3 separate regions of the Mus musculus genome follow, and all the other regions are linked to region 1. A link is a contact called in ENCODE POLR2A ChIA-PET data. All regions are on one chromosome and are shown on one strand. Each heading gives the region's core, a stretch centred on a gene start or an enhancer-like site at or near the end of the contact. The rest is flanking DNA. Distances are from core to core; before and after follow the strand shown. Region 1 holds the start of Cct7 (chaperonin containing Tcp1, subunit 7 (eta)). Region 2 has its middle 11 kb from the start of Gm33200. Region 3 holds the start of Spr (sepiapterin reductase).

Region 1 (2,801 bases), core at 129-2,628:
AAAGGCAGACAAAGGATTGACACTAAAAAGCAAAACTTAACGAGTGTGCTGATGCCAAACGCACAGGATTCTGTCTTGGAAGTTGACATTGCTCACTAACAACTCAGGTTTATCACAGGGGAACAGGGGAGGTATCTGACGCTGTCGGGGATAAAGGGTGATGCAGGAGGATTACAGGCAGACCTTTAAGAGACTCTCCTGCCTAAAGTACTCAGGTCGTCCCATCTTTGGTACTGTGTACATCAATTGCCCTTTTCCAGCACCAAGTACATTCGGGAGAACTAAAAATGCCCCCAACGAACAGGTTCCAACAGGAACGAAGGATTCTGTCTTTCCACATGCGGGAACGTAAACGACCACAATGCCAGGCAGGGCGTCACTTGGCCCAACCTAAAGACCCTCACGCTGCCTCTGTGCGCCTAGAAGCTCGCGCCTTCACTTCCGCACCTCCCAGGGCGATGTAACCCGGCCTTATGGTAGAGGTACAGAGCTCAACACACACTCGGTTCCGAAAACCCAAGCCTCCATTACGGGGAACAGGCTGAACAAGAGGTCTGTGGTCCCAAGCACCATGAGATCCATGGTTTCCAGGCCCAGCGGCATCGCGAGCCCCATTCGGCTCTCGCCAACAGCTTCAGTTTTGGATCAAGGCCGCCTCCGGCCGGGGAGCGGAAACGAGCCACTGTAGACACTCCGCATGGCGGGCCAGGGCCGCAGGGTCGTGGATGGCAGCGGATGCGCGGAGAGACACTCACCATCATCTTGGAAGCGGCTTCAGGTACCCGCAACTCGTCAGTTGTCCGCCTCGGGGCCGCCCACCCAAGCCCACAATGCTCCGCGCCGGAGAAATGCCCAGAAGCTTCTGGCGAGACGTTAGCCCGGGAGAGGAAGGGGCCGGACCACTTCCGCCACTCTATGGTTAGCTCCCGAGGTAGCCGGCTAGAGGAGTCGGAGGTCCAGGGACGCTCTAGGAACTCGCGTTAGCTTTGGCGGGGGTCATCGAGTCTCGCAGTGCTTTTGGTTTGTAAGGTGCGGTAAGGTCCCGCCTCAGCCCGCGCTCCCAGACGCCATGGTAGACGTGCAATGAGCTATCAGTACTGAACACCGGCTAGGAGAAGCACCTTAGGTGAGTGATCTCACTGCACCTGCTCAGCTCCGTGGCGAGGGAGCTCCGTGAGTTTCACAGGTAGCTTGGGAAGTTGGGAACAGTGTCCCGGGTCACAGGTGCGCGGCCCGCTCGGGCGCAGGAAATTTGCTCGGGTCGGCTTCTAGCTCTGTAGCGCCCCTTATCGGCCGAGGCGGCGCCGTGCCGCCTGCCCCTTCGCGCGAGGCCCGTCTCTGCCTGGGGAGGAGAGCCGTGGATCCCGCGCAACCCCGCGAGCCGCCCACCGCAGGTTCCGGGAGGCGCGTCTATAAGGAGGAGTGCGGGGGCGGGGCCGCGAACTGCAGTTGCTATTAAGAGTTTTGGCCAATCAGCGCCCGGTTCCACTTCTCCTGGCCAATAGGAAGTGGCCTAGGGCGCAGAGGAGGAAAGTGCGGCCACACGAACAGGCGTGGCGGCCAATCAGCCGCTGGCCTCCGTTCTGTGCTCCAACCGGCGCGGAGAGCGGGCCTGAGGGAGGCCGTGGCAGCTGTCAGGCTAAAGTCGGGCGAGGGATCGCGGCGGGACGGCGGCGGCGGCGGCGGCGGGACGGGCCCTGGAGATGAGCCGTGGCGCCGCGGGCTGGTGCTGTCTCGTGCTCTGGCTGCCCACGTGCGTCGCGGCCCACGGTGAGCGGCGACGGACAGGCGGGCGGGGCGGGAATCCAGCGTGCGCGCTTCCCGGGCTGGGGGCCACGGGTCACCTTGGGGACCCCGCGAGTTTGGGCCGCCCAGATCCAGGGACTAGACGGCTGCAGCGGGTGGATGCTGGTTCCCGGGTCAGTGAGTAGGCACAACCTGACAACCCCACCCCTCCCCGTCGAAACAAGAGCTTTCAGCTTTCCTCCCACTGAAGGCGACCCTGGTGACAGCTAGAGATCCAGAACGGAGGATGTGAGCGTTCTTATAGGCAGGAACACACATATGGGCTCACACGCACAGGCACCCACTTACACAACTCGAACATAAATGTACACACCTACGCGTTAAGTGAACACATGCATATACCCGAAGCTTATTAGATAAGCACATCAAATGCCAGACAGGGGTGTGCTTGTGGAAAGGGTTGCCTGGTGTTAATCCAGAAGGCTTCCTGGGGGGGGGGGGGGGTTATCCATCTGATGAAGTGTACCTACACTCAGGACAAAAAGCTGCAAGCCCCCTTAGCTCTGTCTGAGCTGTAATTTGGACCATAGACAGGATCAATTATAGACACAGCAATTGGATTGACTAACAGACCTGAGCTTCCATCCATCAACATTTACTTGCCTTTCTGGCAAGTTTAAAGAATCCAGGGACTCAAATCCAACTGAGAAAAAATATCCTAGCAAAGCTCTCGTGGTTTTTTTGGCCATTCTCTTGTTCAGGACAGCAGAGCTGGGCAGAGTTCTTTGTTTAGTAACCTTTACTGAGCAGCCACTGTGTCCTAGGCACTGGAGATTCATCTCTGTATAAAGCCACATACTTAAGGCTGGAGAGGTGGTTCAGTGGTTAAGAGCACTGACTGCTCTTCCAGAGGTCCTGAGTTCAAGTCCCAGCAACCACATGGTGGCTCACAACCATTTGTAATGGGGATCTGATGCCCTCTTCTGGTGTGTCTGAAGAGAGAGAGACCGTGTATTCACATAAAATAAATAAGTCTTTTTTAAAAAGCCACATAC
Region 2 (2,767 bases), core at 251-2,750, 300 kb after region 1:
TGCCTCCCTCTGCCTCCTGAGTGCTGGGATTAAAGGCATGCCCCACCACGCCCGGCTGTTGGGAAAGTTTTTATCTATCATCATAGTTTTGTAAATGATTTACAAAGTAAAGTGTTGGCTTCCCTGGGGATAAGGTCCTGTAGTGACCTTATCTCTAGGGATGGTTTCTGACCCATTATTCTCACTTAAGATCTTGGTCTAGGCTATCAGAACATGTAAATAAGAAAAGGAATAAGAAAAAACAAAACAGATAGATCACCATGAGAACTACAGCTCAATAATTTTTTCTCCGGCAAAGAGTTCCATAATGGCTTCCAGGAGGCCTCCCCATTTTGAGGTCAATCTCCTCACTCTGTGGCACTTGTCACACAGATCCTATTGGAGGTGGTGTGGCAGAAAGGTACCAGCTAAGTCTAGGGACAGCACTGTCAGGAGCACCCACCTACCTGGAGCATAGCTCAGCACCCGCACACTCAGTTCCTCAGCAGCCAGGACCTGGTAGAGCATGTCTCGGGCAGCCTTCCCCGCACAGTACAGACCCCAGCCCTTGTAGGGCTGCAGGGCACACAGAGATGAGATGTTAACCACAGTCTTGCTCAGGCCAGGGCTATCCCGGAAGGCATTCAAGGTGCCGGAGGTCAAACAGAACATGGAGGTCAGGTTCAGAGCCCAGTAGTTGTTCACCTCAGCTAGGTCATTCACGTTGAGGAAGCCTTTGGAAACATCCCCAAGAGTGGCTGAAAAACAAAAACAAAAACAAACAACAACAACAAAAAAAAAACAGGACCAAAGAAATGGCACAACTGGGGCGCTCTTCTTCCTCAGCCTTCCTCAGTTCCTCCCCATAGGCGTTTGCTATCCCTCTGCCCCAGCTCTGCAGACACCCCTAATGCAAGCTAAGACTACTCCTGAATGCTCTTTAGTAAAGCAGAGAGATTTGTTCAAAAAGTCTTGACTCACACACCCGCCAGGAGGCACTGTCACTCATCAGTGACACTGGTACACCCTCTTGGACTTTGGACTTTTGCGAACTTGCCCTCCTCTTACCCAAAAGGCGATGAGGTGAGAGCTCGCAGCCGGGGTCTGGACCGGAGTCTCACCTGCGTTGTTGATGAGCAGCAGGCGCTGCAGCCCCTCGGGCCTCGGGAGCTCAGCATCGCGCTCAGAGGCAACCGCTGCATGCCGGCCTCGGTGCCCGCAGCTGCCAGAGTGGTGTGTGGAGCGGGTGCAGGCCCGGCTGCTGCGAGCCCAGCTCCTCCTTCAGTTGCCACAGCACGAACTCACAGCGTGCGTTTAGGAGCATCACCGAACCCGGTAACTGCAACCGGGCTAGCTGCGGGGCCAGGGCGGGACAAAAGCCCCAGGAGGCCCCGGTCAGCACGCACACAGCGCTTCCCAGCCTGCCACACTCTTTGTCTGGAGCTCAACTTCATGGGCTGCTACCTAACCAGCGTGGGGCGGAGCCTATCCTTGGCTTTGGACAGTGGAAGTTCAGGCCAGCATCCACTCGTGTTTGGGTGAAAAAAGTGACGAATAGCCAGGGAGCCATGGCTCAGCAGGAAATCCCAGTCCCCTTCCTAGTGCTTCTAAGTTCCCCTTGAACGCCACTCCCATAAGTTCAGCCCCTTTCTCAATTTCCACCCTGTTCCAGGATCAGCTTCCCCCTCCAGGGTTGGTTTGTCTTTATCCATACAGGACATACCAGTTAGAGACCAGTGACAGTCTTGGATGAAGTCCTTGCCTGCGTAGAGCTTGTGGTCCCTTTGCACTCTGATTAACAGAAGCCTTCTCTGGAAAAGCACAGCAGCTTCCCCAGGAGGTGCTAGGCAGACAGAACCAGAAAATGAAGAGCACACACAGGGGAAGAGAAAGGCTGAGAATCACAACAATCTCACGAACAAGACTCATCACTGTCAGTGAAAACGCTTGGTTCCTTGGGACCTGTGTACTTATCCTTCAACCTGTGTCATGCACTCTAGAAACAACTTCATAATCTCAAATGGGAAAGAAAAATATCCCAGCTCTCTGGAGATGTCTGAGGAGGACAGGAGAGAAAGACATAGAGATTGCTTTGATCCATTTTTAGTCTGAGGTGAGCTAGAGTCCATCGGAATTACAGGCAAGCAGGCTAGCGGCTAGCTCCTCTTTGTTTCAGAAAGTTCAAGTGGTAGGACTAGGCAGTTCTTAGCTAGGGCGGACTGGGAAGCCAACCATCAGAGGGCACCCCTCTCAAGTTCCAATCTTTTGGCTCTGCAGTAGTTATAAACTGATGTTATCCTGCCCCCTTCTGGCCGCTCTGTAGCAACACCCTGTCCTTCCTTTTTTCTATGCACGCCATAATAAAGGAACAAAATACCATTCATACTTGGGCTGCCCAGGGAAAGGTCCCTGGAAGAAGTCGCATAGACACCTTGCTGTTCCTGGTCCTCGGGTCCTCAATGAGAGTTGGCTGGGCTGCAAGTCAAGAGTGGGAGAGATTTAGAAGCACAAGAAGGCTGGCATAATGACCTTTTCTGTGCTTACAGTGCCTGCTTCCCATGTGAGATCTGAGTTTATTCCCCAGAGTGCAGAGAAGACTCAGCACTTGAAGATGGAGACATATACACTTCCCTTTTTTCATGTTTTTTTTTTGAGACAGTGTTTCTATATTGAGCTCTGACTATCCTGTAACTCACTCTGTAGACCAGGCTGGCCCAGAACTCACTAAGACCCATCCCCTCCTCTTCCTCCTGGTTAAAGGCGTGTGCCAGGTGCATTTCAAGTTCAA
Region 3 (2,700 bases), core at 34-2,533, 310 kb after region 1:
TTTCATTGTGTAGCCCTGGCTGTCTGTCCTAGAACTGGCTTTGTAAACCAGGCTGATGCAAACTTACAGAAATCCTCCTGCCTCTGCCTCTACCTCCTGTGTGCTAGGAGCACCACCATTGCCTGGTCACACTTAGTGTTTTTAATGTCGGTTCTGGGGTTCAAACTCAGCATGATGGCCTTGAACTCACTATGTCTGTTGAAGATCCTTCAACTACTTTGGAAATAAGATAACAAATCCAATAGATTAGTGGTAAGTAAGTAGTTTTAAATATACAGTTCTGCTGAAAGGGAACTTTGGCATAGAGAAAAGGCATTAATGACGTGTTGATTTGGCACAAGACAGTGTTTTTTAAAAACCTATAGAGAGACATTCCGGCTCTCTTCTCATATAGGCCTACAGGATTTGCATCGCTCTAGGTCCCCTATTTCGTTGGCCTAGGACAAAAGCCTCATTCAATTTAAAAAAAAAAAATTGGAACTTGAGAATGGCCCCTACTGATTGCTGGTTTCCCAATCTGACCAGGCTAAGTGACTAGTCCTACCACTTGAACTTTCTGAAACAAAGAGGAGCTAGCCGCTGGCCTGCCTGCCTGTAATTCCGATGGACTCTAGCTCACCTCAGACTAAAAATGGATCAAAGCAATCTCTATGTCTTTCTCTGCTGTCCTCCTCAGACATCTCCAGAGAGCTGGGATATTTTTCTTTCCCATTTGAGATTATGAAGTTGTTTCTAGAGTGCATGACGCAGGTTGAAGGATAAGTACACAGGTCCCAAGGAACCAAGCGTTTTCACTGACGGTGATGAGTCTTGTTCGTGAGATTGTTGTGATTCTCAGCCTTTCTCTTCCCCTGTGTGTGCTCTTCATTTTCTGGTTCTGTCTGCCTAGCACCTCCTGGGGAAGCTGCTGTGCTTTTCCAGAGAAGGCTTCTGTTAATCAGAGTGCAAAGGGACCACAAGCTCTACACACTTCATCCAAGGCTGTCACTGGTCTCTAACTGGTATGTCCTGTATGGATAAAGACAAACCTTAACCCTGGAGGAGGAAGCTGATCCTGGAACAGGGTGGAAATTGAGAACGCGCCTCTCAGAAAGGGGCTGAGTTTGTGGGAGTGGCGCTCAAGGGGAACCCGGAAGCGCTGGGAAGGGGATTAGGATTTCCTGCCGAGGCCCGGCTGCCTGGCTTTTTTTTCCCCCGCCCAAACACCAGTGGATTCTGGCCCGAACTTCCGCCGTCCCAAGCCAAGAATAGGCTCCGCCCCGTCCTGGTTCAGTAGCTGCGCATGAGTCTGAGTTCCAGGCATGGAGGCAGGCGGGCTGGGCTGCGCTGTGTGCGTGTTGACCGGGGCCTCCCGGGGCTTTGGTCGCGCCCTGGCCCCGCAGCTGGCCCGGTTGCTGTCTCCCGGTTCCGTGATGCTCGTAAGCGCACGCAGTGAGTCGATGCTGCGGCAACTGAAGGAGGAGCTGGGCGCTCAGCAGCCTGACCTGAAAGTGGTGCTGGCAGCCGCCGATCTGGGCACCGAGGCTGGCGTGCAGCGGTTGCTGAGCGCAGTACGCGAGCTCCCGAGGCCCGAGGGGCTGCAGCGCCTGCTGCTCATCAACAACGCAGGTGAGAGTCCCGTCCAGACCCCGGCTGCGAGCTCTTACCTCATAGGCTTTTGGGTAGGTGAAGGGCAAGTCCCTAAAAGTCCAAAGTCCAAGAGGAGGGAGGGTGTATCAGTGTCACTACGGGGCGACAGTGCCTCCTGGCGGATGTGTGAGTCAAGACTTTTTGAACAAATCACTCTGCTTTACTACAGTATTCTTTGCTTGCATTAGGGGTGTCTGCAGAGCTGGGGCAGAGAGATAGCCTATGAGGAGGAACTGTGGAAGGCTGAGGGAGAAGAGTGCCCCAGTTGTGTCATTTCTTTGGTCCCGTTTTTTTTTTTTTTCAGCCACTCTTGGGGATGTTTCCAAAGGCTTCCTCAACGTGAATGACCTAGCTGAGGTGAACAACTACTGGGCTCTGAACCTGACCTCCATGCTCTGTTTGACTTCCGGCACCTTGAATGCCTTCCAGGATAGCCCTGGCCTGAGCAAGACTGTGGTTAACATCTCATCTCTGTGTGCCCTGCAGCCCTACAAAGGCTGGGGTCTGTACTGTGCGGGGAAGGCTGCCCGAGACATGCTCTACCAGGTCCTGGCTGCTGAGGAACCGAGTGTGCGGGTGCTGAGCTATGCTCCAGGTAGGTGGGTGCTCCTGACAGTGCTGTCCCTAGACTTAGCTGGTACCTTTCTGGGGGCTAGGCAAGGAGGGGAACCTGATCTATATTCTCCATAAAGAATCCAAAGACACCTTATATGCCCCAGTATAGGGGAATGCCAGGGCCAAGAAGCAGGAGTGGGTGGGTAGGGGAGCAGGGCGGAGGGAGGGTATAGGGAACTTTCGGGATAGCATTTGAAATGTGTATAAAGAAAATATCTAATAAAAAATAAATTTAAAAAATGTGACACACACACACACACAAAGAATCCAAAGACTATCGGGCCCCTACTACCTCTGGTAATGACTCCTCACTTCGTAAGAAAAATACAGACTCCCAAGACGTTGGAGCAGTCAGGGGCCGAGGTACTCAGCCTCAGGACTTGTCCGATTAGCAGGTGGGATAAACATCCAGACACATAAAATGCATTAAGACTAAAACTGAAAAAAACAAAATGC

Evidence for each region. ChIA-PET counts read pairs that join two places held with the same protein, here RNA polymerase II (POLR2A).
Region 2: POLR2A ChIA-PET joins it to region 1 with 12 read pairs in embryonic stem cell. The contact joins the enhancer-like site here to the promoter of Cct7 in region 1. POLR2A ChIA-PET finds 5 or more read pairs at or near these places in 3 of 5 experiments (Patski and embryonic stem cell).
Region 3: POLR2A ChIA-PET joins it to region 1 with 17 read pairs in embryonic stem cell. The contact joins the promoter of Spr here to the promoter of Cct7 in region 1. POLR2A ChIA-PET finds 5 or more read pairs at or near these places in 4 of 5 experiments (Patski and embryonic stem cell).

What each region holds. Positions count from the first base shown.
Region 1 is chr6:85,450,082-85,452,882 of GRCm38, reverse strand. It overlaps Cct7 (chaperonin containing Tcp1, subunit 7 (eta)), which reads right to left and starts at 1,378. Exons shown (of 12, transcript NM_007638.4): 1 at 756-1,378. The coding sequence starts at 761. Pradc1 (protease-associated domain containing 1) reads left to right here and starts at 1,581. Exons shown (of 5, transcript NM_001163427.1): 1 at 1,581-1,770. The coding sequence starts at 1,704.
Region 2 is chr6:85,153,649-85,156,415 of GRCm38, reverse strand. It overlaps the pseudogene Spr-ps1. Among named protein-coding and RNA genes, the nearest start is that of Gm33200, 11 kb to the left of the region's middle. Within about 2 kb of position 1,500, at least 1 of the 3 ENCODE cell types and tissues checked has a DNase peak (open chromatin) inside an H3K27ac peak, as active enhancers do.
Region 3 is chr6:85,136,347-85,139,046 of GRCm38, reverse strand. It overlaps Spr (sepiapterin reductase), which reads left to right and starts at 1,283. Exons shown (of 3, transcript NM_011467.2): 1 at 1,283-1,608; 2 at 1,934-2,224. The coding sequence starts at 1,302. Gm10444 (a long non-coding RNA gene) reads right to left here and starts at 1,113. Exons shown (of 3, transcript XR_001785286.2): 1 at 620-1,113.